Linked DNA regions of Homo sapiens: region 1 is linked to region 2. The links are chromatin loops, found by intact Hi-C in ENCODE. Cell type or tissue: ascending aorta. All regions are shown on one strand. Links, peaks and the distances in the headings refer to the core of each region. The heading gives the core; the rest is flanking DNA. Region 1 has its middle 62 kb from the start of NRSN1. Region 2 overlaps DCDC2 (doublecortin domain containing 2).

Region 1 (16,419 bases), core at 5,015-13,014, 140 kb after region 2:
CAGATGGATCAGCACAGATTGGGAAGGGGGTTTGTCTCACTGCTGAGGGATCCCCAAACAAAGGCTCCTGCCATTTTATGAACGTGGGGCTCTGGGGAAGGAGAGGCACCTGGACAGTGTCTCAACCAAGTCCCTCCCTTCCCACCTGCTACACCCCACCCTGCTCATACACATATAGGGAAGCTTTGAATGGAGGGGCCCAGGCTGGGTGTGCAGATGTGTGTATGAGCAGGGCCAGTGTGGGTGGGGTGGGTGAGCTAAAGCTGCAACTCCCTCCAGAGACTGTCACGCACTGGCTCTGCACCAAGTGTGATGTGGGGACCACAGCTTTCTCCACATGAGGCCTGCCAGGCAGTCTTTGTGATTGCCTGTAGTTGAGCCTGAAAGAACACACACAGGATTCTAGCCTTGAGTCTGACTCCTCAAGATTCTTTGAGAATAGTTTGAAAACTATCATAATGCTTGATAAAATGTAGGATTGCTTTCTGAAGGAAAGATGTAGACATTTGGCTGTTAGGGAGACTGGAGTTTAATAAAGTCTGTGCTAATAAATAGTTTATACCTCATTGGCATAGTAAACTCACTTTAATACACTGGTTGGTCATCTTTTTATTCTTTTTCTTTTTTTTGAGAGACAGTTCTCGCTCTGTCACCCAGGCTGGTGTGCAGTGGTGTGCTCATGGCTCACTGCAGCTTTGACTTCCCAGGCTCAAGCAATCCTCCCTCCTCTGCCTCCTGAGTAGCTGGGACTACAGGTGCACACCACCACGCCTGGCTAATTCTTGTATTTTTTATAGAGACAGAGTTTCGCCACGTTGCCCTGGCTGGTCTTGAACTCCTGGGCTCAAGGGGTCTGCCCACCTCCACCTTCCAAAGTGTTGGGATTACAGGTGTGCGCCACCGTGCCTGGCTGGTCATGCTTTTAAAAGCATGCCATTTATCACGCAGATGGATATCAAGTTGGTTTTTCTGTTTCCATATTTTTGCCATTCACTGCCCATGTCTCCTCTATGTGGATTCATGTCTCCTCTTGTGGCTCCTCTATGCAGTGGACAAAATAAGAACTGTTAATGCTAGCATAAAAGGTTATAACATGAAAACCTGAAGTCTTTTGTAAATAAGGTGTCAGTTATTGTTTGTAGTCAATTTCATGGTTGCTCAGTGATCAGGAGCACAGGAACAACGCTTGCCAAATATAAATGCTTTGTCTCTCAAATCAGATTTGAAATGATGACTTGTAATTATTCAGCATTTACATGGTATTTTTATATGAATAAAATGCATCTCAATTATTTTTATTAGTGATGATCATGTACCTTTGGGGATTTCAGTAAATTTGTGTTGGTTAATGAGTGGATTGCTTTTTCTGCATTAAAAAATAACCAGAAACAACCTTAGAATACAAAATTCTATTTTCCAATTTTTAGATGCAAGCTTAGATTTAACTTGAAGATCCTGACTTCTTCTTCTTCTTTTTTTTTTAGATAGAGTCTCACTCTGTTGCCAGACTGGAGTGCAGTGATGCGATCTCGGCTCACTGCAACCTCCGCCTCCTGGGTTCAAGCAATTTTCATGCCTCAACCTCCTTAGTAGCTGGGACTACAGGTCCACACCACCACACCCAGCTAATTTTTTTTGCATTTTTAGTAGAGATGGGTTTCATCATGTTGGCCAGGTTGGTCTCAAACTCATGACCTTAAGTGATCCACCCATCTTGGCCTCTCAAAGTGCTGGGATTACAGGCGTGAGCCACTGCATCTGGCCCTGACTTCAGAATTCACTTGCATATTACTATGAATGGACTCAAATAAACCTTTGCTGATTTGTTTGCATGTTCAGTAATAAAATTAGCATGCTGGTTAAAATTGGATTTTGTGACCTTTTTTTCCAGGACAATTGAAGTCAAAATTGCATACACAAATAGCTCAGACAAGGTTTTTAGAGTCAATGGATACCAGTCTATGGAATTATGGGTATAATTTTCTGGTAGTGTGCCTTTTAGCCCCTACCCTTTGGGTACCAAAACACCAATTTTGACTTCAATTGTCCTGGAAAAAATGTCACAAAAGCCAGTTTTAACCAACATGCTAATTTGATACATATTAATAATGATAATGTACCATCATTTCACCAAAACACCCAAAAGGTAATGATGATACATATTAATGATACCTTCCAAGGCTCTCTTTCTAAAAAGGGGAACCCATCTTAGAATTGGGGCCTCCTGTGGAATACTTACAAACCACTGACAAGATTTGATTTGATTTGATTTATCCTATCATGGTTTAGAGCCTTGGGCATAATGTATCATGCCCAGAAGATGGTAATTGATGAAGCACTTCCTGCTTTTTTTTGTATTTATTATAGAGACAGAGTTTTGCCATGTTTCCCTGGCTGGTCTTGAACTCCTGGGCTCAAGGGGTCTGCCCACATCCACCTTCCGAAGTGTTGGGATTACAGGTGTGAGCCACCATGCCTGGCTGGTCATGCTTTTAAACGCATGCCTTTGAAAGCATGCCTTTGAGAGGAGATAAGGACCACTCTGCAATTTCAGAAGCAGTTACAATGTTAGAAAAAAATAGTAGTTTGATATTGCAGCTCTCAAATAATTGATTCTTTGAATTCCACGTTGCTTTCCTCTTTGATAAGCACAGCCAAAGAGGAGGGTTTGGAGTTCTCCCCCGGGTCCTGTCTTGTTTATCTAGTTGGTTAGAGAACATGAGAAAGGGAAGAGAAAGTACACTGTAAGTTGGCTGAGGACACCACTTTCTGGAGGGTAGGATTAGCATTTAATTAGAGGTTAGAAACAAATAGGACTAAGTTCAATTCCTGCCAACTTTATCTTATTCATATGGAGAGGATCAGCAAGCCTTACAAAATGAAGTTCAAAAATACTTAGGAAAGACGGATAGGTTGAGCAGTTCATGATTTTAGAAAAGGGAGTGTGGGTTTGTGTCAGTGGATACTTCAGTAGGAATAGAATGTAGGCTGCCATTATGTAGTTCTGCTTATAATTAGTCAAGCCTAGATTCAGGGCTTGTTTTTTATACTAGACTGCAACAGGGGAAGTCATGAAGAATTTTCACGGTTCACAGAAAGTCAAGAGTGCTTTAATGTTGGATAATAACACTAGCAGTAAGGGTAAAAGAAGCTGTGTATTTTTTTGGGGAGGGGTTGTGGTTCTGGAAAAGAGGAGGCTAAGCAATAAAGGAACACATCTTCAAATGTTGTGGGATAGAAACTTGACCTACTCCTCTCCTACCAATAACAGTAGAATTACAGAATCATATTTGAATGGATCCCTGGGGCATCCTCGTCCAACTTATGCATGAATCTTTCAGACAATATCCCCCAGTAGGCAATCATTTCAGCTTGTGGATCCCTCAGATTCCGGACAATCTAGCACCACTGAAGCAGATCAATCAAAATTTGAGGCTTTGGAGTCTAAATTGGCCTCCCTATAACTTCTCCTTAAATTTAGGTCCTGATCTTAGAGCCAAAGAGAATGAGATCATCTTTTCCCTCTTCCACAAGACAGGTTTCTGAGTAGTTTGAGGGCAGCTGCCATATTCTGTGCTTCAAGGACATTTTTCAGAATAAGCACTAGACACCTCTACTTCTTTTCTTCAATTCTTTGTCATATGCATGATTTCACTCTCCTTGTGATACCTTCCTTTCTTTAAACATATTTCAATATGTCAATGCCTTTTAAAGCTGTAGTACAGAGAGCTGGGCATAATATTGTCTGAACACTGTAGAGAAAAACAGGACACTGGCTTCCTTATTCTGTACTCTCATCTTCTATTAAGGAAGTTCTAAGGTGACATTGTACGTGTTACAGCCATATTACTCTGAATTTGCCATCACTTGAAGACCTAGGTTATTTATGTGCCTGCTGTCATTACATCACAGCTCCTGAATTTATTTTTAGAATTGTAGAATACCATATTAGTTTCCTGTAGCTGCTGTAACAAACTAACACAAACTCAGTGACTTAAAAGAATAGAAACTTATTCCATTACAGTTCTGGAGGCCAACAATCTCAGGGATGTACTCCCTCTCTAGGCTCTAGAGGAGAACCTGTTCCTGGCCTCTTCTAGCTTCTGGTGGCTGTTGGCGTTTCCTGGCTTGTGGCTGCATCTCTTTCTGCTGCATCTTCACATGGCTTTCACCTCTGTGTGTGTGGGTCTGTCCCCAATCTTCCTCTGCCTCTCTCTTATAAGGATACACATAATTGCATTTAGAGGCCACCTGGATAATTTAGGGTAAGTTTCTCAAGATTCCAGGAAAAATTTCCTCTCCGTTTGTGGACCTACCTGTGAAATTAGAAAATAAGTTATCTGCTTCCAAAATATGAAGATGAGACAGGTATAGGATAACAGTTACAGATATTTCCATTCCAAAATGGAGAAAATAGAAGGAATAAAGGGACCACCATCCCAAGATAATTCAAAATAAGGCATGAGAACAATCCTCTGCGACTTGAGGCTCTGCCCTGTAGGACCACGGCTCCATCCTCTGCCTTTGTGCCTGTGGCTCTGGCCTCTGGCTCTGAAGCTCCAGGTCTAGCTCTGTCCTTGGGGGAAATCATTCCTTTTTATTAACTGAGAGCACATGTTTGCAGTGGTTTTATCTGCTTATTTCCTGCCTGTAAAATTCTGGGAGTCTGATAACCTTCTTTCAGTTTATCTTGTCTCTGTCTCCTTCAGTTCATGCTAACAGTGCTTCTGCTGGTGTAACATTTCCAAAACCTTCTCCCATATATGCCATGTGGATTCCCACTATTAGACCAGAGGGTTTCCTGCAGATCTTTCCTGGATAATTCTATCTCTATTCTTGACTTCTGCTGAGATGGTTGAGTAGATGTATGAATCACTTGCTGAATCTCTTTATTACGTGTTGTCCACTCTCACCCTTGGCCTTATCGCCAGAGCATGCTTTCCTAACAGCCAATCTACTAATTTTTGCATCCTTTGCAATCTGGATAGACTGAGAATTTCCCAAATCACTGAATCCTGACTCTGTTTTGAATAACAGGTCCTTGATTTATCTCTTTTCTCTTGAATTTTGCTATAGGCAGCAAGAAAAAAATATCAAGCCACACCTTTAACACTTTGGAAATCTAATCTGCTAAATAGAGAAGTTCATCACCTACGTGTTCTGCTTTCTACATAACTGTAGGACACAATACAGCCAAATGTGTGCCCCTATAGAACAAGGATCACCCCCTTCCCATTTCCAAGGATATATTTCTCATTCTTTCTGAGCCCTCATCAGAATCACCTTTAAATTCATATTTTCACAAACACTTTGTTTATGATAACACATGTATTTTCTAAGATGATAAATGCTTTCTATACTGTGCTTATTTCCTTCTGAGCCCTCACCAGGAATATCTCTATCTGTATTTCTACCAATAGTCTGTTCAAGGCAATCTAGGCTTTGGCTATCATGCAACTCAAGAATTTTCCAGTCTTCACCCGTTATTCAGTCCCAAAGCCACTTCCACACTTCTAGGTGTTTGTTGTAGCAGCATCTCACTCCTTGTACCAAAATCAGTGTTAGTTTCCTGTGGCTGTACTAAAAACTACTATAAATTTGGTAACTTAAAACAACAGAAATTTATTCTTTCACAGTTCCATGTGTCCGAAATCAAAAATCAAGGTGGTAGGCAGGGCCACACTCCCTCCAGAAGCTCCAGTGTAGAATTTATTGTTTGCCTCTTCCAGCTTCTAGGGGCTGTAAACTTGGCTGGTGCTATCTGTCTCTCTATTCTGTCCTTACATTGCTTTCTTGTGTGTTTGTCTGACCTAAAACTCTGTCTGTCTCTTATAAGGATACATGTGATTGCATTTACAATCCACCCAGGTAATCCTAAATAACACCTCCTTTCCAGATATTTAATTTAATCACAGTGATTTTCATATAAGGTAATATTTGCATGTCCTAAAAATTTGAAAGTGAATATATCTTTGGAAGCCCATTTTCTTCAGCTTACTACATGCCTCAGAATGCTTCCAGTTACTATGCAGTATCTAATTCCAAAGCCATTTCCTTATTTTTAGGTATTTGTTATAGCAACATCCCACTTCTGGCACCAAAATCTGTGTTAGTCTTCTATGGCTGCTACAACAAATTACCACAGACTTGGAGGGTTAAAATAACATAAATGTTTTTCCTCACAGTTCTGAAGGCCAGAAGTCTGAATTTAATATTACTGGGCTGAAAGCAGGGCATCGACATAACTGTGATCCTTCCAGAGGTTCCAGGGGAGAATCTGTTTCTTGCTTCTGGTGGCTGTTAGCATTCTTTGACTTGTGAGAGCAAGTCACTCCAATCTCTGCCTGTATGTTTACATTGCCTTCTCTTCTCCCTGTGTGTAATTGCTCTCTGCCTCTCTCTTAATAGGATATGTGAGATGACATTTAAGACTCATACAGATGATCTAGGGTGATATCTACACCAATATTCATCACAATCACATCTGCAATGACTCTTTTTCCAAATAAGATTCCGGAAATTAGAATGTGAGTATCTTTTGGGGAGCCATTTTCAGCCTTCCATAAATATCATCGTGTTCAATCTCCTTTTTACACAAAGAAAGAAACAGAAGCTTAAAGAAGGTAAGTGAGTCTCTGAGAACGAGTTTGCATTCTTAGAATGAATAGCTGGAGCAAGAAGATTGTTTCCAGCACTTACTGTAGTGGAAGGAAGTGACCAGAAGTGAGGTCCTCTAGCTTCTTGCCCATTACTACACAGTTGGTAACTGGAGGGAAGTAAATATAGGATATTATAATTATCTTTATTAATTTATGCTATATTTGACCCTTTATTCTAATCTCTTCACTTAAACACTTAGAATATGTTTCCTCAGCAGTGGCCTTAATGACATTTGAATTGAATAATTCTTTCTTGGTCAGTGAGGGACAAAGTAGTGGCCTGTCCTCTGCACTGTGGACTGTTTATCAGGATCTCTGGCTTTTACCCAGTAGATGTCAGTAGTACTGCCCTTCCTACCACCCCTCAAACCCCACTCTCAGCCATGACAACAAAAAATGTCTCCAGGTGTTGCTAAAAAGGACAGGACTATAGACAAATGCTACAGATCACCATTACTTTCTTCCTCTTGGACTATAAACATGTTTTTTGGAGCCAGCTGTCAACCCACCTAACAATGTTATCATCTAGCTTATTATATTTTTCATAACAGCATTTTGAGAGTGTTTATCAAATGCCTGGCTGAAGTCTAGATCCTAAGTCTACCACATTTTAATAATAATTCTTTAAAAAAGGGATAGAATGAGTTTAACTGAATTTTGGCCCAGTAATTATGTTTTCCTTTTTGAAGAGCTCACAAATCATACTATTCCACATCTGTTCTAGAGTCTTTTGGTGATTAATGTTGACCTCACCAGCATATGTTTGTGGGATCAGCCTTTTTCCCTTCAAAATATTTCTCCATTCTCGTTCTTTTAGTACTTATTTTTTTAATGCCTGACTTCTTTCTTTTTTTCTTTTTCTTTTTTTAGGCAGAGTCTTGCTCTGTTGCCAGGCTGGAGTGCAGTGGCTCAATTTCTGCTCACTGCAAACTCTGCCTCCCCAGTTCAAGTGATTCTCGTGCCTCAACCTCCTGAGAAGCTGGGACTACAGTCGCGCCACCACACCTGGCTAATTTTTGTATTTTTAGTAGAGACGGGGTTTCACCATGTTGGCCAAAATGATCTCGATCTCTTGACCTCGTGATCTGCCCACCTTGGCCTCCCAAAGTGTTGGGATTACAGGCGTGAGCCACCGCGCCTGGCCTTTAATGCCTGATTTCTATAATACAAAAAACAATAGATACATGATTATACTTGTAATTTCTTTTTGCACTTGAGGATACAGAAAAAACAACATATGCAATTGTCTCCAGTATAGAATATATACATATGTGTATATTAACATCTTATCATCAGCAAAATCTTTCTTAGAATCTCTTCCTTGATTGAAACCTTGCTTCTGGATGCCAGAATTACATATCCAACTGCCAATTTGACAACTCCACTTGGTTGTCTCAAACATAATTCATGATTTTCTTGAACTCATGGTTTTCAACCCTAACTGTGGTCATCTTTGCTGTATCTTAGCTTGGTAAAGGGCACCACCATCTGGTCACTTCTGCAAACCGGAACCATAGAAAATAGTCACACACCTTCTTCTCTCATATCCAATTCATCAAAAAGTTCAATGGATTATGCTTCCTAAAAATACCTTCACATTTTCCCCTTCTTGTTAGGTCCACTCTCCTGCACCAGTTTAAGGTACAGCTGTCTCACCTGGACTAATGAAAACTTCCTCACTGGGTATCCCAAGCCTATGCCAGGTAGGCATATTGGTCTTTTGAGATACAAATCTGACTCTGCTATTCCTTCGATAAATTCTCTTTGTTCCTGGAAAAGAGTTAAATCTTGATCATGGCTTAGAAAGCCCTGCCTAAACGATCTTGCCTACCTTTGCAGTTATATCTCACTGCCTTCATCTGTGTGCCCAGCCATGATGGCCTTCCTTCAGTACTTGGGCACACCTTGCTCACACTGTCACGAGGCTCCTGCACTCATAATTCTGTCTGCCAGGCAGGTTCTTCTCTGCCATGCTTGTATCCTAATTTAACTCCTTCTCATTCCAGGTCTCAGCTCAACCATCCCTCTCCAAGGGGGTCTTTCCCAACCACTTTCTCACATTCCTTTGCTCCCCTAAATCAAATCTCCCTAATCTATGCTGTCATAGCACCACATACTTCTTCGCAACACATGACAAATATAATTTTACATTTGTTTGACTGACAATTGAATTAATGTGTCTCTTATGCTAAATAACTGACCTTCTTGAGGAAACAGATGCCACTTGATTTTGTTCAACTTTAGATCCTTGGCACATTTTTTATCTTCTATGCCATATTCATGTCACTTTCCTAACTCTGCCAAGTACCTAGTGTGTTGTATGAGCCTATCTTTTTTTTTTGGATGAATGGGTGAAAGAATGGGCGCATATTGGGTCCTATTTTCTGGTAAAATATTTGTCTATCCTTTTAAGACTAAAGATGGATTTCTCCAACAGAGACTACAGAAATGAAGCCCTAGCTGATTTTGCTTCCTCTAGTCAAATTAATATAAAACCATCTGCATTTAGAAATGGATAAAACTATCATTCTTTTTTCCCATAATTCAAAAAAACCATTTCTTTTATTAGGTATGTCTTATTTTAAAAAGTATTGTTATTGCTTTTTTTTTTAAAAAGAGAAATGCAAATCAAAACTACAATGAGATACCATCTCGTGCCAGTTAGAATGGCGATTATTAAAAAGTCAGGAAACAACAGATGCTGGAGAGGATGTGGATAAATAAGAACGCTTTTACACTGTTGGTGGGAGTGTAAATTAGTTCAACCATTGTGGAAGACAGTGTGGCAATTCCTCAAGGATCTAGAACCAGAAATACCATTTGACCCGGCAATCCCATTACTCGGTATATACCCAAAGGATTATAAATCTTTCTAGTATAAAGACACATGCACATGTATGTTTACTGCAGCACTATTTACAACAGCAAAGACTTGGAACCAACCCAAATGCCCATCAATGATAGACTGGATAAAGAAAATGTGGCACATACACACCATGGAACACTATGCAGCCATAAAAAAGAATAAGTTAATGTCCTCTGTAGGGACATGGATGCAGCTGGAAGCCATCATTCTCAGCAAACTAACACAGGAACAGAAAAACACTGCATGTTTTCCCTCATAAGTGGAAGTTGAATAATGAGAACACATGGACACAGGGAGGGGAACATCACACACCGGGGCCTGTTGGTGGGTGGGAGTCAAGGAGAGGGAGAACATTAGGACATATACCTAACGCATGTGGGGCTTAAAACCTAGATGGGCTGATAGGCCCAGCAAACCACCATGGCACATGTATACCTGTGTAACAAACCTGCATGTTCTGCACTCGTATCCCAGAACTTAAAGTAAAATGAAAAATAAATAAAAAAAGAAAAAAAGAAAAAGTATTGTTATTGCTTTTTTTTTTTTTTTTTTTTTTGCCAGCCATAGTTGGTTCTGGGGTTCAGTCCTTCTGACTTTTTTTACTTTATAGGTCTTATGCAATTCATTTGGCATTTAATATTGATGAAGTCTTTTTCACTACATGTAGTTTAAAAAAAAAACCATTCCTCCAGAAATCTATGTAACCATCCCAACCCAATATTGTCCTTTTCTTCCTTTCAGCAACATTGAATGGCTTTTCATTTGGAGAGCCTCTCTGGTGTCTTTTGTCAACTTTTCTAAAATCTTAAGACCACCTCAACATGGCTCAAAAGTCTCCTCTCTGAAAGAGGAAGTTTTATATACTGTGAGTGGGAACATAAATTAGTACAGCCATTATGGAAAACAGTATGGAGGTTCCTCAAAAAAAACTAGAAGTAGAACTACCATATGATTTAGCAACCCCACTGCTAGGTATATATCCAAAGAAAATAAAATCAGTTATGTTGAAGAGCATCTGCCCTCCCATGTTTACTATGGCACTATTCACAATAGTTAAGATAGAGAATCAACCTGTATCTATCAATAGATGAATGGAAAAAGAAAATGTGGTATAGATACATGAAGGAATACTATTCAGCTATTAAAAAGAATAAAATTCTGCCATTTGCAACAACACAGATGAGCCTGGAGGACATTATGTTGTTAAATGAGTTAGGCACAGAAAAATAAATACCACATGTTTTCATTCATATGTGGAAGCTAAAAATGTTGATCTCTTAGAAGTAAGGAGTAGAATAGTGGTTACTAGAGGCCAGGAAGGGGAGTAAAGGGAGAGTACAGAGAGAGGGTTTGGTTAATAGTTACAAAATCACAGATAAGAGGACTGTTTTAGTGTGACAGCACAGTAGGATGACTATAGTTAGCAATAATTTATTGTATATGTTCAAATAGCTAGAAGAGAGGATTTTGAATGTTTCCAATGTGAAGAAATGACAAATATTTGAGCTGCTGGATATGCTAATGACCCTGATTTGATCATTACACACTATATACGTGTATCAGAATATCACACTGCATCCCATAAATGTGTATGGGATTTAATTGACACATAATTATTATGTGTCAATTAAAATAATAAGTAAAAAAAGAATTCCCCTCTGTACACCAGTGACTCAAATGTGATATGAGTGGTTTCTCTCTAAGTTAGAATCCTTCCATTTCACCCACCAGTCAGTCAGTCAGTCAGTCATTTCTGACCTGCTGTCAGTTTCTCTGTCCAGCTGTGTGGTCTCAGGAAAGTCCCATTGCCTGTCAACGTTCTGGTTTCTTTTCTTTCAGAAGAGGAGGTTGAACTAGATAAGGCCCCATTATAGTGAAAACATTCAAAGCAAAGTAGGGATATCACAGTAGAAGAATCAGCTTTTAAGATTTCTATTGAGATTGGAATATGAAGTAAAAGCATTATCTTATAAAATCAGGAATTTAAAATGAACAATAAGGAAAGACTTCTAAAAAGTGAAAGTTCCAAAATACAGGATGAGACTGATTCCTAGAAGAGTAATTCGTATATGCGTGGGTCTTATTCTGGGTTCTCTATTCCATTGATTTGTGTGTGTATCCTTTTGCCAATATGAACTCTCTTGATTACTGTAGCCATATATTAAGTCTTCACATCAGGTGAAGTGATACCTCCTGCTTTATTCTTTCTCAAGATTCTTTTAGCTCTTCTAGGGCCTATGTCTTCCCGTGTATATTTCAGAATAAGCTTGTCTGTATCTACAAAAGATCTTACTAGAATTTAGATAGAAATGGCATTAATTGCAGATCAATTTAGGAAAAATTGACATCAGTACTGTGTTGAATCTTCCAATCGACGAACAGTATGTGTTCCATTTATGTAGGCGTTCTTTGACTTCTTTCATCAGCATTTTGTAATTTTCTTCAAACATATCCTGTGTTTGTCTTGTTAGGTTTATACCTGAGTATTTCATCTTCTTTGAAGAGACTTTAAATGATATTGTGTTTTTAAATTTTGATTTCTCCATGGCTGTAATAAGTATAGAAATGCAATTGCTTTGTGCATGAATCTTATATCTTGTGACCTTGCTAAATTCACTTATTAGTTCTGGAGTTTTTTATTTTGTAGATTTCTTGAAGTTTTCTATGTAGATAATCATGACAATGGCTTTTTTGAATATATGTGTTTTTTTCTTTAATTGGATTCTGAGGTCTTTGAGGCCTTTGGGCATTGTATGTTTCCACATTATACAAATAGTAAGGGCTTAATAAATATTTATGAATGAGAGATCCACTGCAATTAGTACTGTCATCTGTGAATTTTAGTGATGTTAATAATACTTTATTTTGTTTTTCCCTTTTTTCTTTTTCCTGAAAGAGCTAATTTACAATGCATCTCACTACATGCCCAAACTTCTGTTTTTCCTTGGAGTGTAGTGCACTAAATCTATCTAGAACAATTCTCATTATTTACAGCTTCAGGAGAACAGTGTTTTAGTACAGATTGAAATTGGGATTTAATTAATGTCATTACATAGTACTTGGTTACTAACCTCTTTTAACTACCAGAGAAATGCCTATATATCTGATTTCATCTAGAATCTTTAGTAGGTACACAGTGTGCTGGAAACAGTTATTTTTTCCTGACACAGGCAATAATTAAAGTTCTGAAAGCTGTGCATTGGCTCTTTTTCATAGTATACTTGGTATTAAATGTCTTCTTTCTATGCTTATGGTTTGGCTGAGGACTTTCATAAGGTATAGTTTTTTATTTCTTGTGCCGTGTGTTTGTATCTATATGACTTTTCAAGCGTGGGTCATCATTCTGTGCAAGAAAACTTCCTCTTTTTCCAATCTTTAAAAATGATAATTAATACTTGGCAGCATGTACAAATGAAAAAGAGACAGATGTAAGTGAAGAAACTATGATTTAAAGTTAATAAGCAAAGGAGGAAGAAATAACAGTCTTTTCAGAGTACCTGGGGTATCAGCTTGGAAATAATTAATAAAACCTGATAATATTTATCTCCAACTTGATTGAAATTTAATATTCTGTAAATGTGTGTGATCAGAAGTGAATGTCTAACTTCATCAAAAGAAAGGCTGATGGCATTAGATGATAAAATCTGAAAAGTTCTTGTGGTTTGCTGAAACCCTATTAATGTAATAATATATGTGAATAAATGTAATAGAGAAATTAAAAAGTTATGACCTAGAGATTATGTTCCCTAAACATAAGCCCATCTCCTTCCAAATAAAACCAAGCAACACTGACAATGATTTAAACATCAGACTCTCCAGATGAAGTGTAGGTCAATTCAATTTGACAAATGCATATTGAGGACTTAGTAGATGCCAGGATCTATGGCGTTTACTGGGTGTACAAAGAGGCATAAGATGCAGGTCTCCCTCTAGGTATATTGAGACAAATCGCTTTCCTTTAGATTGCCTGGAAAAATATCTTGAGGGCATGGTACTGAAGTTACAAGCATTCGAAATATAAAATTTTAAGAATTATCAAACAGCAAGAATAAACAAAATCAGATATTCCTGAGATGAACTGACATTAAAAATGAATGAAGGGAAGTTAAAGAACAATGCTCATCATAACGTTTATCATTCTGAGTCTGAATCAGATGTATTCATCTACTTTTGAAACCCTTTTCAGAAGCACCTGAATTAATCAACACTGTATAAACTTGATAACGTAAGTAGCAAATTTTTGTGTTTATTTTTGGATCTACTAAACCAGACAATGTTTTTTCGAATTGGCAAAAGGTATGTTGTAATTGACATTTTAAACAGATTTGATTCAAGTGGATCTTGGTATGACATTGTTAAAGTTTGTTAAATGTATCAAGTGGATCTTGGTATGACATTGTTACAGTTTATTAAATTTGGTCTCTTAATGATTTGATAGATAAGACCACCACAGGCAAAGAATATCCTATTCCTACGGTTTTCCCACTGAAGCTGAGTGAAAATCCTCAGGTGAAACAGATTTATTAATTCAATCAACAAGATCTTGTGAGTAGTTGAGTGTCTACTTTGTATGAAGAAACAAAAATAAGTCATAACAGATGCCTTCATAAAGTTTTAAATACAGTAGGGCAGATAGATGCATGTGTACATAAATAATTGCAAGAAAAGTGAGATAGGGACAAATGAGGGTATATTGAGGAGCTTTAGGAGTCCAGAGGATGGAGACAACAGAGAGTTCTAAAAGATTATACACCATATACATACACATACCCAGCCTTTCCAAGGCTGGGCTGCAAATATTCAGAAGGAATGGGCAATGTGTTTCACCTGGCTTTGGTAAAATCATCCTTGTAGAGCAGATTGAGCTACTGGAGCCAGGGTAAGGGGTTGGTCTGACTTGGGGCCAGTGGGTCACTCTAGATGTCTATAGGGAGGAGGTAATGTATTCTTAAAAAAAATAGCCTATGCAAAAACCTAGGGACTTAAACTACAAAGCTCATTAGGAAATCGCAAATAGAGTGTAGAATATATCGGGAATTGGTGGTGACAGAGGCTGAGTGGGGACAGGTAGGCAGGGCTGGAGGATGAAAGGCTTTTTATACCATCTGAACGAATTTGGACTTTATGCTCATGAGTAGCTGCTGAAAATAAAAGAAAAACTGATTGTTAGACGAAAGTGATGATTGAAAATCTATTTATATTTTCATTGACAAGATTTACAAACATATTATTCATACAGTCTACATTAGCATTACCTAAAATACTTCACTTGTCCTGTATTTCTTTTTCTTTTACTTTCCTTTTTTTTTTTTTTTTGAGACAAAGTCTTGCTCTTGTTGCCCAGGCTGGAGTGCAATGGCGTGATCTCGGCTCACTGCAACCTCCGCCTCCCAGGTTCAAGCGATTCTCCTGCCTCAGCCTTCCGAGTAGCTGGGATTACAGGTGCCTGCCACCTTGCCTGGCTAATTTTTGTATTTTTAGTAGAGATGGGGTTTCACCATGTTAGCCAGGCTGGTCTCGGACTCCTGACCTCAGGCCATCTGCCTGCCTTGGCCTCCCAAAGGATTTCTAAAAGATACTATTTATCCAGACTTTAGGAAACACCAGGAAATAAAGTCCCTGTCCATTCACTAGCTGTTTTGTCTATTTAGTTTCTTAGCTAGTCATGTTTGGATTATTTTGCCGACTAATTGATTAAAAGTAAAATTCACTTTGTAATGATTTCACTGACTATGCTGAATATTAGATGGTCTCATTAACATGGTGAAAAGGTTATTCTTCTGGGCAAGCAGAACATTATGACAGAACTTTAAAATCCCAAATGTGCTTACCTCCTTGTGGCGTTGTACACTCACAGGGGCTGTACAATGGCTGTACTCATGGAACAGAAGGAGCAGTCCTACACTAGATGTCAATAAGGCAGTTTGGTGTGACTGTTACATTAGAGTTTTCCAGAGAGACAGAATGAATAGGAAATAGATGGATAGATTGGTATATGAGGGCATTTGTTAGGGGAATGTGCTCATGCAATTATGGAGGCTGAGTAGTCCCACGACAGTCTATAAGCTGGACACCCTGGCATGTTGGTGCGATGGCTCAGTTCAAGTTCAGAAGCCTCAGAACCAGGAAGCCGATGGTATAATTCTCAGTCAAATGCTGAAGGCCCGAGAACCCAGGGGCTGGTGATGTAAGTCCTGGAGACCAAAGGCCAAAGATCCTGGAGTTCTGATATCCAAGAGAAAGAGAAGAGTATCTCATCTCCAGGGGAGTGAGAGAGAGAGAGAAAAAAATAAACTGTCCCTTCCTTCTTTCTTTCCTTCCTTCCTTCCTTCCTTCCTTCCTTCCTTCCTTCCTTCCTTCCTTCCTTCCTTCTTTCTTTCTTTCTTTTCTTTCTTTCTCCTTCCTTCCTTCTTTCTTTCTTTCTTTCTTTCTTTCTTTCTTTCTTTCTTTCTTTCTTTCTTTCTTTCTTTCTTAATTTCTGTGTTTTTGTTCTTTCTGGACCTCAAGCTGATTGGATGATGCCCACTGAGGGTGGATCATTCCCAGTCAGCCAACCAACGCACACACCAATGTCCTCTGGAAGCACAGCACTCTCACAGACACGCCCAGGCTTTACTAGTTCTCTAGGTATTCCTTAATCCAGTTAAGTTGACACCTACAATTAACCATCACAATAGTTAAGAGCATGGACAAAGGAGCTGGGCTACCTAGGTTCCCAGCTCTGCCAGTCATTAGCCGTGTGACCACGAACAAATTATTTGACCTTTCTCTGCATCAATATTCCCCTTACCTAAAATGGGGACAACAGTAGTACCTACCTCATAGCATTATTGGGATGATTATCTGAGTTAATAAATGTAAATAATTTTGAATTATCCAGAAGAAGAGAGATGG
Region 2 (16,419 bases), core at 2,988-10,987:
TGAAAGTATCATTAATTATTGGGTAACTTTTAAAATTTGAGAATGTTAAATAATTGTAATATTGTTAAACTGAAGTACTGATAAATTGAAACAAGGAAATGCTTTCATTTCAGCTGTCCTAGTTGCAGAAAAGCTAAAAACACACAAAGCATTTATTTCATGTTTCAGTAGGGGAAGCAGATTCCTATTTATTATGAACAGTACAGTGGTGATATGACTTCCCTACCTCAGCAGCTCTGCTTTCATTTTGTAAGCAATAAAATTCATAAGGGATAAGTGAAAAATAATTGAGGAGCACTTTTATTTTTACTAGAGTGTTTGTTATGGCTTTACCGTGTAATATACACTAAAATGTCTGTTCACGTTCAAAGAAAAAAAGATGAGAGCTGAATTTGGGTGTAGTGTGCATTCAAGCATTGAATTTGATCCTTCACGTAGTAATTGAATGAGAGCAGTATTGTGTATCAAATTTATCCTTGCTTTTTAGTTTGTTAGCAAATGGCTTTTACTACAAAGGTTTTTAGGGCAGGGTAAGACTTAAAAAAATAGAATCACTTTCCTCTGGAAGATGTGTGGGTGTCTGGGGTTGGTGGTAGTGTTTTGCACCTGGTAGGAGAATGAGAAAGAGAAGTATTTACAGTTAGGGAAAGAAAACAAAAGGCAGGAGGCTCAAAGGAGGGTTTTCTGACCACTGTCTTTTTGGCAGGAGGAGCAGAGGGTATCTGAAAGGCCTGTTTTTGCCCAGCAGGTATCTGCAGGACTCAGAAAGTGGATCTGTGGTGGCCACTGCAGATGTTCTTTCCAGAAGAACGCTTCCCAACATTTATTGCACCAGGGACCAGTTTTGTGGAAGGCAGTTTATTCAGGGGCGTCGGGGGATGGTTCCAGGATGAAACTGTTCCACCTCAGATCATGAGACATTAGTTAGACTCTCGTAAGGAGCGTGCACCCTAGATCCCTTGCATGTGCAGTTCACAATACGGTTTGTGCTCCTATGAGAATCTAATGCTGCTGCTGATCTGATGGGAGGGTGGAGCTCAGGTGGCAATTCTCACTCACCTGCCGCTCACCTCCTGCTGTACAGCCCAGTTCCTAACAGGCCACAGACCACTTCCAGTCCGTGGCCCTGGGAGTTGGGGACCCCTCCTCATGCACATAATTTCTAGACACATGTTGTATCATTTTCCTATGGCTGTTGTGACAAATCACCGCAAACATGGTGCCTTAAAACAACACAGATTTATTATCTTACAGTTCTGGAGGTCAGAATTCCAAAATGGGCCTTACTGGGTTACAACCAAGCTGTCATCAGGTCTGTGTTCCTTCTGGAGGCTCTAGGCAAGGATTCATGTCCATGGTTTTTCCAGTTTCTACAGGCTGCCTGCATTCCTTGACTTGTGGCCTTTCCATCTTCAAAGCCAGCAAGGGTGGCTCAAGTCTTGTTTGCACTGTATCAGTCCCACTCTGGGCCTCCTTCCTCTTTTTCACTCACAAGGACCCTTGTGATTATATTGAGTTCACATGAATAAGCCACAATTCTCTTCCCATCTCAAGGTCAGCTGCTTAGCAACCTTAATTCCATCTGCAACCGTAATTCCTCTTTGCCATGTCATGTAACATGCTCACAGTTTCTTACGATCAGGATGTGGACATCTTGGGGGTGGGGGGCATTATTCTACCTACCACCAATAACGTAATTTGTTGATCCCTTTGTAGGTTGTACCTCAATCTGTCTTCTTTCTCGTCAGTTCCCTTTGTTCTCCTCTCTACCCTCCATCCAAATGCTATACTGCCAAGTGTAGCCAGATTGGGGCAACACCCTGTAAGAACATGAAGAATTAATGCACTGGGCTAGTGGCTAAGTTGTTGGCTCCTTACATTCTACTTCAATACAGCAAATATGTTTTAGTGCTGGGGATGGAACAGTGAAAAATACGGACAAACTGCCTGATCTCTTGGAGCTTACACTTTGGTGGAAACTGACAAACACAGTAAGTGCAAGGCAGAGAATTAAACCAGGGCACTATGAATGAATGAGTGGCTACTGGAATTGGAACAAGGAGGGTTTCCTGAGATCTGGCTGACGGTGTGAAAATGGGGAAAGAACTTTTTAGGCAGAGACTCTGTGAAGAACAAAGCCATGAGGCAGGAGAGAGTTTTCTAGTGAGAAACAGAATGAAGGTCAGTGGAGCTTGAGTTTAATGTGCAAGGAAAAAGATACGAAATGCAGTTTGAGGAGGAGTTAAGTGCCAGATCACATCTCTGTAAGCCATAGTAAGGAACTTGGATTGTATATGTGATGGAACAATGTTGGAGAGTTTCTAAGCTGTGGAATTAAACACTTTTTAAATGATCTATTAAGAGCACTTGGCTATTGTATGGAGGATGATTATGAGCTAGCAAGAGTGGAAGAAGAGGGACACTAGTTTGTAAGCTGTTTTAACAGCCCATCCAACAGATAATGGTGATGAGACCAAGTTGGGAGTGGAGATAGAAATAAATGAATATATTTGAGATACATTTTAAAAGGAGATTGAATTGAGAAGATTGACAATGGAATGGATATAGAAACTGAGGCCAGGAGGAAATAAAGATAATTCCCAGATTTTGGGATTGAGAAGTGGTGCCATTTCCTGGGTTGGGGAATCTGGGGGATGAGCAGTTTAGGGTGGGGAACCAGAGTTGTGTTTTGACCATGTTAAGGTTGAGGTGCCTATTGGACATCCAAGGTGAAGTGTCAAGTTAGACAGTTAGATAGATATATATGTTTTGGGATCTATAAAGAGGTCAAGGCTGAATATACGTATTAGAGAATCACTGGCACATTGATGGTACTCAAATGAGATTAATCTAGAAAGTGTGTAGATAGAGAACCTGATCCACAATGCAGCTCTGAGGTGGGCCAATATTTAGAAGTTGAACAGAGGAGGATGGATTGGCCAAGGAGACTTAGGAGAAACTTCTGGTAAAACCAGGAGGGTGAAGACAGACAGGCAGGCAGGCAGACAGACAGACAGACAGACACACACACACACACACACACACACACACACACACCCTGATACTGCTGCATTAAAAGCTGCTAAAAGATCAAGTAAATGAGATAATAAATATTGTAATGATGGTCATTGATAATTTTGACAAGAATAATCTCTCTGGGGTGCTGTTATAGAAGATAGATTAGAAAGAGCTGGGGAAAGTGTGGGGGTGAGGATGAGACCGTGACTCTAGACAGCTAAGCACCAGGTGCTCTGCATTCTGAGATGATGCGCCATCCCATTATTACTTTTCCCAAGAGCTCACTTTTACTACCTAGAGAAGAGTTACTTTTATATGATACACAGGCATTCTGTTATTATACTTGCTGTGCCCAATTAGTTTTAGAGGAAGCAAAATTGCTAAAACTCAAGACGTTTCATGAGCAGTTGAAAATTATACTAATGCTCAGTAAAAGGGGACTCAGAACTCCTGAATGTGTGCAGAACTATTATTGGCACACTAAAAAGTTCACAGGTGGGCAGTGTGTGGCAAAAAGGATCACTTACCTGTTGACATTAGTATGTAGTAACACTAAGTTCCTGTTTTTATGAAAATCCCAAGTGACACTAAAACTGCTTCTGTGTCTCATTGGGGACAAAACACCTCAGCCCTAGTTGTCACTCACCCTTCATGAGTCGTGGTAGAATAGCTGATGTTGCTGTAGCAATAACTAGACAACCATGGCACATAATAACGCTGTCATGGTCTAAATCCACAAATTTACTGTGCAAGTTTAAATTAGTAGTAATAAAGGGAATATGGTAAGGTTTTGAAGTGCTCAAATAATGTTGCCCTTGATAAAAAGGGTAATACTTTTGGAAATTTCTCATGGAATCTATACTTGCAAGCAGGTGTTTTAAATTTTCAATGTTTTATCTTTGACTTTGTCCATGAAATGTGTCTTCAGTTGCTTTTTACGATGGCATCGACAGAGGGGAAACATATTCTTATTATATCATTCGGATTCTTTTCCATTGTATTTTGGCCTTGTTGGCAATTCTTTGGCATCAAATGATTTTAATTTTCTAATTTAAGGCCTAATTTACTTTTGAACACTCACATTGGCCCACGGATCTTGGCCCTGGATGAAGTGTATATGAATACAGATTGTATTACAAATAATACTTGCAGACAATGCCAAAAATTTGGTGTTTATATAATGCTTTGTATTGTTAGTTCAGTTTAAAGAACATGTCAAAACCTGTTAGGAGGCTGACATTGTGCTAGGCACAGGACAAAAATTGTGGTCTATGCCTAAAGGAGCTTGTGGTCTAGCAGGGAAGGGGGCAGAATTGGTAAAAGAAATTGATTAAAGTAAGTGTGATCATGAATAAACGCAGTATGTGGGAGGAAAAAGTAGTGCAGAGGGGCTGAGCACAGTGGCTCATGCCTGTAATCCCAGCACTTTGGGAGGCTGAGGAGGGTGGATCACCTGAGGTTGGAGTTCGAGACCAGCCTAACCACCATGGAGAAACGCTTGTCTCTACTAAAAATACAAAATTAGCCAGGTGTGGTGGCACATGCCTGTAATCCCAGCTACTTGGGAGGCTGAGGCAGGAGAATGGTGTGAACCTGGGAGGCGGAGCTTGCGGTGAGCGGAGATTGCGCCACTGCACTCCAGCCTGGGCAACAGAGTGAGACTCCATCTCAAAAAAAAAAAAAAAAAAAAAAAAAGTAGCACAGAGGAGGGAGCTGTTGGTTCTGTTTTGTTGTGGGGTTACAGGATAAGATCAGAGGAGATTTTCATGAAACATTGACAGCTGAGTAAGATTTGAGCCATGAGTAAGTCTGCTGTTGGGCCACCACCCAGGGACAGGGTAGAAGTGGCAAACTAGACATGGAAGGCATAGGGTGAGACATGAAAAAGCATAGCGGGTCCGTGACCTGCAGGTTCTTTGGTCCTAACTGCACATGGGCTGTGACTGAAATCGCTCCATTTGATGAAAATGATCGAAATCAAGGTGAAATTGAGGGGATGTCAATGGAGTTGAAGAGTCAGGGTATTTAAGGGTGTAGAGTGGCTCATCACATGGTGTTGAAGTTACTCAGATGGTGACATACAGGGTTGGTTAGATTTCCTTTAAAATGAAGTAGAAGAAGCATTCAAAGAAGAGGCCAAGGATTCTTTTGAATTAATTGTATCAAAATCAGGATGCCCATGAGATAATTTTGGAAGAGAGAATTTAATACTGAGCAGGGTGGGTGAGGACACGTGGGTGTAGGGGGTGTATACAGCAGGAGGGGAATCAACGTGTGAGAAAGAGATTAAACCGGGGCTTGTCTTTTGTCTTACATCTAATAAATATTAACTGAGGACTTACTCTTTGCAGTGCACCATGCTTATTCTTGGAAAACAAACTCCTAAGATAGGAAAGGAGCTACAGGGTATGAATGTGGAAGAGTAAACATCGCATGTCTCTGTGATGGTCTCCATGGGATACAAAACCCTCACCAGCAGCGCTTTCATATTTTCCAGAGTGACTATTATGCAGTAGATCTTAGTGCATATTTACCCATCAATCAGATGAATAGTATCTATTCATTAAAAATTCCTATTTTGCACTATTCATTATTGTCCATTAATTAAAGCATGGTACTGCAACATGCAGCTATTTATTATGTTTTCAAGTAACATTTAGTGACATGAGAAATGCTCATGATATGGTTTTAAAGAAATGATTTTAAAAATTATATGTACAATAAGATCCCAGTTTTACGAGTGCATGTGTCTGTGTGTGTGTGTGTGTCTGAGAGAGAGAGAGAGAGAGAGAGAGAGAGAGAAAGATAGATGGAGTGAGGGAGGGAAGGAAAGAATTGTCAAAATATTAGTGATGGCTGTCTCTGGGTCATGAGATTAAACATATTTATTTTTTCACCTTCCAAGTTTTCTAAAATGCATATAAACAATTTATAATCAAAAATACTATTTAAAATAGTTTTCTCGAAAAATTAATATTCTGCCTTTAATTTTATATAATGTTTATGGTAAAAATGAAAATTCTAGTAGGCCTATCACAAAGGCCTTTCTAGCTGTTCTGCCTTTTTTTGATCACTGTTTATTCTTATGAATTCCTTTCTGATCTTCATTTCTTGCTCTGTGCTGTTAATGGCAATGGCTTAAACATTTTGGTTCACTGATAAACACATCCTCCCTCCACACCTGAGGCAACCATTTAAAAAAAGTATTTATATTCTCTTTGTGTCACTGTGCACAGCGTTGAGCTTTGCTGATTTGTCTCTTTGCTGTTTATATCCTTATGGTTGTCATTTTCCATTCCAGTGCCCTTTCAATTTTATTTTATTTGTTGTTATCGATTGTATTCTTCTTTTCTGGTAAAATGCTTATTCTAAAACACATCTGCAAACCATTCGTAGCTCCGCTTGGATACAGTTAAACATTTCATTGAATGTGAGTATTAAGACTGTATTCCTTTTGTATCTATAGGCCTGCCTTTGTAGTCTCTTAGTAAGCAAGTGCAACATTTGGACACAAAATGTCATCCAAAAAGTCATGTGCATAGGTCATAACTGTAGTCTACTGAGTTTAGCATCTGACTATGATGGTTGTTTTTCAAGGTAATTTCAGAAGGTAGAAATGAATGTCAAACATACCTATTTTTCTTCACTCTTTTCCTCCCTTCCTGTTTCCTTCCTTCCTTCTTTCCTTCATTCCTTCCTCACTGGGCTGTATATTTTCAGCTTCCATAATACTCTGCTATTGCCCTTCCTCATCATTCACCTTATTGGAAGTATGTTTATCTCTGTCTCCTCATTGGACTGGAAGCAACTTGAGAGAACAGTCCACATTTCATTCATATCTTAGGCTGTCTCCTGGGTTCACATCCTGCCTTGCATATAATTGGTCCTCAACAAGTGTAAAAATATATTTTACATTTAATTAAGAGTGACTTCATAGCTTTAGCAATACGAAAGATTATTAGATAAAATAGGTTAAATAATTATGCTCTGGGAAATAAGCTTCCATTAGAGAAATAAAGGGGGTTTTAAGGCAAAAGATAAAAATATATTTTCTAGACTGTAGGGGTAATCAAATATTGTAATAGATTACCAGAGAAGGAGGTAAAATCGCCATCCCTGGAGAGCCTTAAAAATTGGACAGAGAAAACATCTGTGAGAATGGCCAAAGCACTAAACCTGTCTTGAGGCAAGTAGATGGACAGAATGACAAATGGTTCTGCAATTCTTTGATTACTTGGCCTGAAGAAGAGAAGGCTGAGGGGAGACATTAAAACTACTTCAAATATGAAAAACAGCTATTATTGCTTTCCAGAGGAAAGCAAGTTGAAGGAGCTTAACCTAAAGTCAGAGATTGAGTTTACATTTGATAGTTAAGGATTTAAAGTCATAGGTTGTGAAAATCTTGTGGAGATCTGCAGAATAAATGATACTGATTTTTTGGTGAGATATGGAAAGTCAACTCTATGATTTGGCTGCAGTAAAAACATTTTTTATAATACTCTGAATAGAGAGAATTATTCCAATACGTTATATTGAATGCATAGCATTCTCTTGGGAAAGGTAAATTTCTAAAAGTAGTATTTTAAAGCAGCAAGCATTTTCACTGTTTTGTGAATAGGAGGGGAGAACTGGGATGATACTTGTGAATTTCTTCTCATCTCAATGCCTGTACAAAGGGCTATGTTAGTAAATCAGTAGCCAAAGGGTGAACAGGAGCTTCGACAGAACTTTACCCTGCTGGGTCAGCCTTGTTTTGACCACTGAATGTTTTCTCAATGAAAATGTGGAACAACTGGGGGTGGTGTGGTGGTCGGAGGAGGGGGTGCACAAAAATACTATCAACTAAAAAGGGAATCCAAATGTCTATTAAAAATAAGCATTTGATTGTAATTCCAGCATTCAGCCACACGATGTCACAATTGGATTTTGATTTTCACTGTGTGTTTGTCTCAATAGATGAAGGCATTTTCAAAGCTGGAGCAGAGAGGTCTGAAACACGGGGGGCAGCAGAAGTCCAAGAAGATGAAGATACTCAGGTTGAGGTTCCAGTCGATCAGGTAATCTCCATGCCTTAAAAAATATGTGTAAGACAATTATAGTGTTTTTTTTCCAAGTTTTGTGTTATCTCCTACAAATTGTTCCTATACCTGTATGAATTAAACCCTCTAAGGTACTATGTGGCTGATCAACCTTAAAAACATAACAAAACACCATTCTTTCTCCTAGTATTCCTGTGAAGAATAGCCATTTAGACCAAGTCTTTTTAAATAACAGCAAATGGTATTTCCTTAATAAAGAGCATTGAAGAGCAAGATGGGATGGGATTAGGTATGAGATAAAGTGATAAAGTTTGATATAAAAAAGAGTATTGGTTTGGGATTTTCATCTGGAATAAAAGTACTTACCCACTTAGAAAAGCATTTTTAAAAAATTATACTTTAAGTTCTGGCATACATGTGCAGAACGTGCAGGTTTGTTACAGAGGTGCCATGGTGGTTTGCTGCACTCATCAACCCATCATTTACATTAGGCATTTCTCCTAATGCTGTCCCTCCCCTAGCTCCCCAAACCCTGACAGGCCCCAGTGTATGATGTTCACCTCTCTGTGTCCATGTGTTTTCATTGTTCAGCTCCCACTTATGAGTGAGAATGTGTAGTGTTTGGTTTTCTGTTCCTGTGTTAGTTTGCTGAGAATGATGGTTTCCAGCTTCATTCATGTCCCTGCAAAAGACACGAACACATCCTTTTTTATGGCTGCATAGTATTCCGTGGTGTATATGTTCCATATTTTCTTTATCCAGTCTATCATTGATGGGCATTTGGGTTGGTTCCAAGTCTTTGCTATTGTGAATAGCGCTGCAGTACACATAAGTGTGCATGTGTCTTTATAGTAGATTGGTTTACTATCCTTCAGGTATATACCCAGTAATGAGATTGCTGGGTCAAAGGGTATTTCTGGCTCTAGATCCTTGAGGTATCGCCACATTGTCTTCCACAATGTTGAACTAATTTACACTCCCACCAACAGTGTAAAAGTGTTGCTATTTCTCCACATCCTCTCCAGCATCTGTTGCCTCCTGACTTATTAATGATTGCCATTCTAAGTGGCATGAGATGGTATCGCATTGTAGTTTTGATTTACATTTTTCTAATGACCAGTGATGATGAGCGTTTTTTCTTATGTTTGTTGGCTGCATAAGTGTCTTCTTTTGAGAAGTGTCTGCTCATATCCTTTGCCCACTTTTTGATGGGTTTGTTTGTTTTTTTTCTTGTAAATTTTTTTAAGTTCCTTGTAGATTCTGAATATTAGCCCTGTCAGATGAATAGATTGCAAAAATCTTCTCCCATTCTGTAGGTTGCCTGTTCACTCTGATGATAGTTTCTTTTGCTGTGCAGAAGCTCTTCAGTTTAATTAGATCCCATTTGTCAATTTCGGCTTTTGTTGCCATTGCTTTTGGTGTTTTATTCATATGAAGTCTTTTCCCATGCCTATGTCCTGAATGGTATTGCCTAGGTTTTCTTCTAGGGTTTTTATGGTTTTAGGTCTTACATTTAAGTCTTTAATCCATCTTAAGTTAATTTTTCTATAAGATGTAAGAAAGGGGTCCAGTTCCAGTTTTCTGCATGTGGCTAGCCAGTTTTCCCAACGCCATTTATTACATAGGGAATCCTTTCCCCATTGCTTGTTTTTGTCAGGTTTGTCAAAGATCAGATGGTTGTAGATGTGCGATGTTATTTCTGAGAACTCTGTGCTGCTCAGTTGGTCTATATATCTGTTTTGGTACCAGCATCATGCTGTTTTGGTTACTGTAGCCTTGTAGTATAGTTTGAAGTCAGGTAGCATGATGCCTCCAGCTTTGTTCCTTTTGCTTAGAATTGTCTTGGCTATATGGGCTCTTTTTTGGTCCCATATGAACTTTAAAGTAGTTTTTTCCAATTTTGTGAAGAAAGTCAATGGTAGCTTGATGGGGATAGCATTGAATCTATACCTTACTTTGGGCAGTATGGCCATTTTCACAATATCAATTCTTCCTATCCACAAGAATGGAATGTTTTTCCATTTGTTTGTGTCCTCTCTTATTTGCTTGGGCAGTGGTTTGTCCTTCCCCTTGAAGAGGGCCTTCACATCTCTTGTAAGTTGTATTCCTAGGTATTTTATTCTCTTTGTAGCAATTGTGAATGGGAGTTCACTCATGATTTGGCTCTCTGTTTGTCTATTACTGGTGTATAGGAATGCTTGTGATTTTTGCACACTGATTTTGTATCCTGAGACTTTGCTGAAGTTACTTATCAGCTTAAGGAGATTTTGGGCTGAGATCTTGGAGTTTTCTAGATATACAATCATGTCATCCACAAAGACAGACAATTTGACTTCCTCTCTTCCTATTTCTATTTGAATACCCTTTCTTTCTCTTGCCTGATTGCCCTGGCCAGAACTTCTAATACTATGTTAAATAGGAGTGATTAGAGATGGCATCCTTGATCTGTGCCAGTTTTCAAAGGGAATGCTTCCAGCTTTTGCCCATTCAGTATGATATTGGCTGTGGGTTTGTCATAAATAGCTCTTACTATTTTGAGATATATTCCATCAATACCTTATTTATTGAGAATTTTTAGCATGAAAGAGTGTTGAATTTTATCAAAGGCCTTTTCTGCATCTATTGAGATAATCATGTGGTTTTTGTCATTGGTTCTGTTTATGTGATGGATTACGTTTATTGATTTGTGTATGTTGAACCAGGCTTCCATCCCAGGGATGAAGCCGACTTGATCGTGGCTGATAAGCTTTTTGATGTGCTTCTGGATTCGGTTTGCCAGTATTTTATTGAGGATTTTGGTGTCAATATTCATCAGGTATATTGGCCTGAAATGTTCTTCTGTTGTGTCTCTGCCAGGTTTTGGTATCAGGATGATGCTGGCCTCATAAAATGAATTAGGGAGGAGTCCTTCTTTTTCTATTGTTTGGAATAGCTTCAGAAGGAATGGTACCAGCTCCTTTTTATATGTCTGGTAGAATTCAGCTGTGAATCTGCCTGGTTCTGGGCTTTTTTTTTGGCTGGCAGGCTATTACTGCCTCAATTTCAGAATTTATCATCGGTCTATTCAGGGATTTGGCTTCCTGGTTTAGTCTTGGGAGGGTGTATGTGTCCATGAATTTATCCATTTCTTCTAGATTTTCTAGTTTATTTGCATAGAGGTGTTCATAGTATTCTCTGATGGTAATTTGTATTTCTGTGGGATCAGTGGTGATCTCCCCTTTATCTATTTTTATTGCATCTATTTGATTCTTCTCTCTTATTAGTCTGGCTAGTGGTCTATTTTGTTAATCTTTTCAAAAAACCAGCTCCTGGATGCATTGATTTTTTGAAGGGTTTTTCGTGTCTCTATCTACTTCAGTTCTGCTTGGATCTTAGTTATTTCTTGTCTTCTGCTAGCTTTTGAATCTGTTTGCTCTTGCTTCTCTAGTTCTTTTAATTGTGATGTTAGGATATAGATTTTAGATCTTTTCTGCTTTCTCCTGTGGGCATTTAGTGCTACAAATTTCCCTCTAAACACTGCTTTAGCTGTGTCTCAGAGATTCTGGTACATTGTGTGTTTGTTCTCATTGGTTTCAAATTGCTTATTTATTTCTGCCTTCATTTCGTTATGTACCAGTAGTCATTCAGGAGCAGGTTGTTCAGTTTCCATGTACTTGTGTGGTTTTTCATGAGTTCCTTAATTCTGAGTTCTAATTTGATTGTACTATGGTGTGAGAGACTGTTGATTATGATTTCCATTATTTTGCATTTGCTGAGGAGTGTTTTACTTCCAATTAAGTGGTCAATTTTAGAATAAGTGTGATGTGGTGCTGAGAAGAATGTATATTCTGTTGATTTGGGGTGGTGGATTCTGTTGATGTCTATTAGGTCTGCTTGGTTGAGCTGAGTTCAAGTCCTGAATATCCTTGTTAATGTTCTGTCTCGTTGATCTGTCTTATATTGATAGCGGGGTGTTAAAGTCTCCCACTAATTTTGTGTGGGAGTCTAAGTCTTTTTGTGGGTCCCTAAAAACTTGCTTTATGAATCTTGGTGCTCCTGTATTGGGTTCATATATATTTAGGATAGCTGTTCTTGTTGAATTGATCCCTTTACAATTATGTAATGGCCTTCTTTGTCTTTTTTGTTCTTTGTTGGCTTAAAGTCTATTTTATCAGAGACTAGGATTGCAACCCCTGGTTTTTTTTTTTCTTTTTTTCTTTCCATTTGCTTGGTAAATATTCCTCCATCCCTTTATTTTGAGCCTATGTGTGTCTTTGCACATGAGATGAGTCTCCTGAATACAGCACACCGATGGGTCTTGACTCTTTATCCAATTGGCAGTCTGTGTCTTTTAATTGGGGCGTTTAGCCCGTTTACATTTAAGGTTAATATTGTTATGTGTGAATTTTATCCTGTCATTATGATGCTAGCTGGTTATTTTGCCCGTTAGTTTCTTCTTAGTGTCGATGGTCTTTACAATTTGGTATGTTTTTCAGTGGCTGGTACTGGTTTTTCTTTCCCATATTTAGTGCTTCCTTCAGGACCTCTTGTAAGGCAGGCTTGGTGGTGACAAAAGTCTCTCAGGATTTACTCGCCTGTAAAGGATTTTATTTCTCCTTCGCTTATGAAGCTTAGTTTGCCTGGATATGAAAATCTGGGTTGAAAATTCTTTTCTTTAAGAATGTTGAATATTGGCCCCCACTCTTCTGGCTTGTAGGGTTTCTGCAGAGAGATTCACTGCTGGTCTGATGGACTTCCCGTTGTGGATCACCCCACCTTTCTCTCTGGCTGCCCTTAACATTTTTTCCTTCATTTCAACCTTGGTGAATCTGACAATTATGTGTCTTGGGGTTACTCTTTTTGAGGATCATCTTTGTGGTGTTCTCTGTATTTCCTGAATTTGAATGTTGGCTTGCCTTGCTAGTTTGGGGAGGTTCTGCTGGATAACATCCTGAAGAGTGTTTTCTAACTTGGTTTCATTCTCCCTATCACTTTTAGGGACTCCAATCAGTTGTAGGTTTGGTCTTTTCACATAGTCCCATATTTTCTGGAGGCTTTGTTCCTTTTCATTATTTTTTCTCTAATCTTGTCTTCACGCTTTATTTCAGTAAGTTGACCTTCAATCTCTGATATCCTTTCTTCCACTTGATCATTTCAGCTATTGATACTTGCGTATGTTTCACGAAGTTCTTTTGCTGTGTTTTTCAGCTCCATCAGGTCATTTATGTTCTTATCCAAACTGGCTATTCTAGTTAGCAATTCCTCTAACCTTTTTTCAAGCTTATTAGCTTCCTTGCATTGGGTTAGAACATGCTCCTTTAGCTTGGAGGAGTTTGTTATTACCCACCTTCTGAAGCCTGCTTCTGTCAATTCATCAAACTCATTCTCCATCCAGTTTTGTTCCCTTGCTGGTGAGGAGTTGTGATCCTTTGGAGGAGAAAAGGCTTTCTGGTTTTTGGAATTTTCAGCCTTTTTTACTGGTTTATTGTCATCTTTGTGGATTTATCTACCTTTGGTCTTTGATGTTGCTGACCTTCTGATGGGGTTTTTGTGTGGATGTCCTTTTTGTTGGTGTTGATGTTATTCCTTTCTGTTTGTTAGTTTTTCTTGTAACAGTCAGGCCCCTCTGCTGCAGGTCTGCTGGAGTTTGCTGGAGGTCCACCCCAGACTCTGTTTGCCTGGGTATCACCAGCAGAGGCTGCAGAACAGCAAAGATTGCTGCCTGTTCCTTCCTCTGGAAGCTTTGTCCCAAAGGGGCACCCACCAGATGCCAACCAGAGCTCTCCTGTTATGAGGTGTCTGTTGACCCATCCTGTGAATTTTCTCCCAGTCAGGAGGCACAGGGGTCAGGGACCCACTTCAGGAGGCAGTCCATCCCTTAGCAGAGCTCGAGCGCTGTTCTGGGAGATCCACTGCTCTCTTCAGAGCCAGCAGGCAGGAATGTTTAAGTCTGCTGAAGTTGTGCCCACAGCCGCTGCTTCCCGCAGGTGCTCTGTCCCAGGGAGATGGGAGTTTTATCTATGAGCCCCTGACTGGAGCTGCTGCCTCTCTTTCTGAGATGCCCTACCCAGAGAGGAGGAATCTAGAGAGGCAGTCTGGCTCCAGTGGCTTTGAGGAGCTACAGTGGGCTCCACCCAGTTCGAAGCTCCCCGTGGCTTCGTTTACACTGTGAGGGGAAAACCACCTACTCAAGCCTTAGTAATGGCAGACATCCCTCCCCCCACCAAGCTTGAGTGTCCCAGGTCGACTTCAGACTGCTGTGCTTGCAGTGAGAATTTCAAGCCAGTAGATCTTAGCTTGCTGGGGCTCCATGGGGGTGGGATCCACTGAGCTAGACCACTTGGCTCCCTGGCTTCAGCCCCCTTTCCAGGGGAGTGAACGGTTCATTCTCACTGGCATTCCAGGCACCACTGGGGTATGAAAAAAAAAAAACTGTAGCTAGCTTGGTGTCTGCCCAAAATGGCTGCCCAGTTTTGTGCTTGAAACCCAGGGCCTTGGTGGTGTAGGCACCTGAGGGAATCTCCTGGTCTGCGGGTCACAAAGACTGTGGGGAAAATGTAGCATCCGGGCTGGAATGCACCATTCCTCGTGACACAGTCCCTCAGGGCTTCCCTTGGCTAGGGGAGTGAGTTCCCCAACCCCTTGTGCTTCCTGAGTGAGGCAGTGCCCCCCACCCTGCTTCAGCTCGCCTTCTGTGGGCTGCACCCACTGTCTAACCAGTCCCAATGAGATGAGCCGGGTACCTCAGTTGGGAATGCAGAAATCACTGGCCTTCTGTGTTGATCTCACTGGGAGCTGCAAACCAGAGCTGTTCCTATTTGGCCATCTTCAGAAAAGCATTTTTTTAAAATGCCAGTATATTCTTGCCTTTAGGGTCCTTGAGATTGTTTTGGTTGGAATTTGTTTTTCATAAAGGAATTGCCTGTATAAATGTAAGTCAAATATTTGCTTTGTGTGTATTGATTTTCTTTCTTAGGCCAGTAGAACACTGTACTTCTAGGAGTTGTGTGTGTGTGTGAGTATATACGTACTCACATGTGCTTATAGAATGGACTAAGTAGTGTTAATTTTCTCTAAATGATGGAAGAAATAAAAGTCAGCTATGCTTTTTAATATAATACATCAAGCTTCCTTACAATTCTAAGTGGAGGATTGGAGTTTAGGTGAGGAGGGGGAAATGATAATCCCAGACTCAGGAAAGGGGAGAAGTCACTAGGAACTACCACTTGTCCTCTGACTACTATATGATATTTTTTTTCTAAAAGCAGATTTCACCATCTGACAAATTCCATAGATGATCTTCTCAATTGTATTTGTCTTAACAGTGCAGCAGTGAAATTGCTGCTTGATGATTCCACAGGCATTTTCTGCAAGTGTCGTCTTCCTGATGAAAAGCCTAACGTGGTAAAAATCACGCAGATTTCAAAAATCCAATTTATTATCCAGGATTAGCTATAACTAATAATTTTTCATAAACTCCAGTTATAGGTATTTTTTCCTGAGGGAAAGTGAAACTTTAAGTCTTCTGTGAAGCCATAATTAAATAGTATATTTTAAGACAAAGAAGAGTGATCATCATGTATATACAACACCTGATAGCTGCAGAAACCAAGACTAATTTATATTCCAAAGTCAAAATGTCAAATATTAAGAGAAAATCATAGCCTTATTAGCAAAGGAGAAATCTCTCTGTTAATCACTTATTTAACAACTTGCAAATCTGTGAGATATTTCTTTACTTTGACATTCGATGATCCTCAGGAAGGGGAGTTGGGAGGGAAAATTGATCTCTGATAATGCTCGAACAGCCTTGGATGCATCTGCAGGGCTTGATTTCTTATTTAACTTGTGAGTGCTAGCTTATCAAAATGCAGGTATGCAGGAGATACTGAGAAACAGATTGGTAAAAGCTGGGCAATATCAACAAATTGGTATGTGCTTGAAGAAACCAAAGCCAGGTAACCAAAGGTACTTTCTTCTTGGACTCTCTTGGTCATAACATTGGGATTGCCTAGTTTATTTGTTCGATACGAGGTGCTTATGAAGTCAGGTTACAGCCATTCTCTATGGTCTGCTGACGTTTACATCCTAAGCAGCTATATTATAAATATGGAAAACTAAAAGTGTGGAGAAATTCGTTGAAAGCCCATTAGTTTCATTATAGTAAGACCAACTCTGCAACAGCCCACAATGGTGATCTGCATTAAACAATAGCTACCATTGATTAAGTAACTACTGAGTGCCAGGCACTGGACTAAGGATTTTTATTTCTTTCGTTTAATTATGAAAACAACCCTGTCAGATAGGTCTTATTGGAGCTGGGTGTGGTAGCTCATGCCTGTAATCCCAGCATTCTGGGAGGCTGAGGTGGTCTGGATCACCT

The links. Hi-C counts contacts between places; a loop is a spot of excess contacts. Peaks named below come from ENCODE experiments on the same cell type or tissue, not always from the same donor. Only the 100,000 strongest peaks of a DNase experiment are listed, where the experiment ranks them.
Region 1: a loop joins it to region 2, with 2.5 times the contacts of the local background. A loop is called at or near these places in 33 of 110 quality-filtered maps.

Annotation. Positions count from the first base shown.
Region 1 is chr6:24,056,027-24,072,445 of GRCh38, reverse strand. No RefSeq gene overlaps it. Among named protein-coding and RNA genes, the nearest start is that of NRSN1, 62 kb to the left of the region's middle. RefSeq lists an enhancer at 11,220-11,429. In ascending aorta, for the core only: a CTCF peak has its summit at 8,124 (motif pointing left); no DNase peak of the experiment used is centred there; H3K27ac peaks cover 2,119 bases.
Region 2 is chr6:24,196,658-24,213,076 of GRCh38, reverse strand. It overlaps DCDC2 (doublecortin domain containing 2), which reads left to right. Exons shown (of 10, transcript NM_016356.5): 8 at 7,975-8,075. Among named protein-coding and RNA genes, the nearest start is that of NRSN1, 79 kb to the right of the region's middle. In ascending aorta, for the core only: a CTCF peak has its summit at 7,932; no DNase peak of the experiment used is centred there.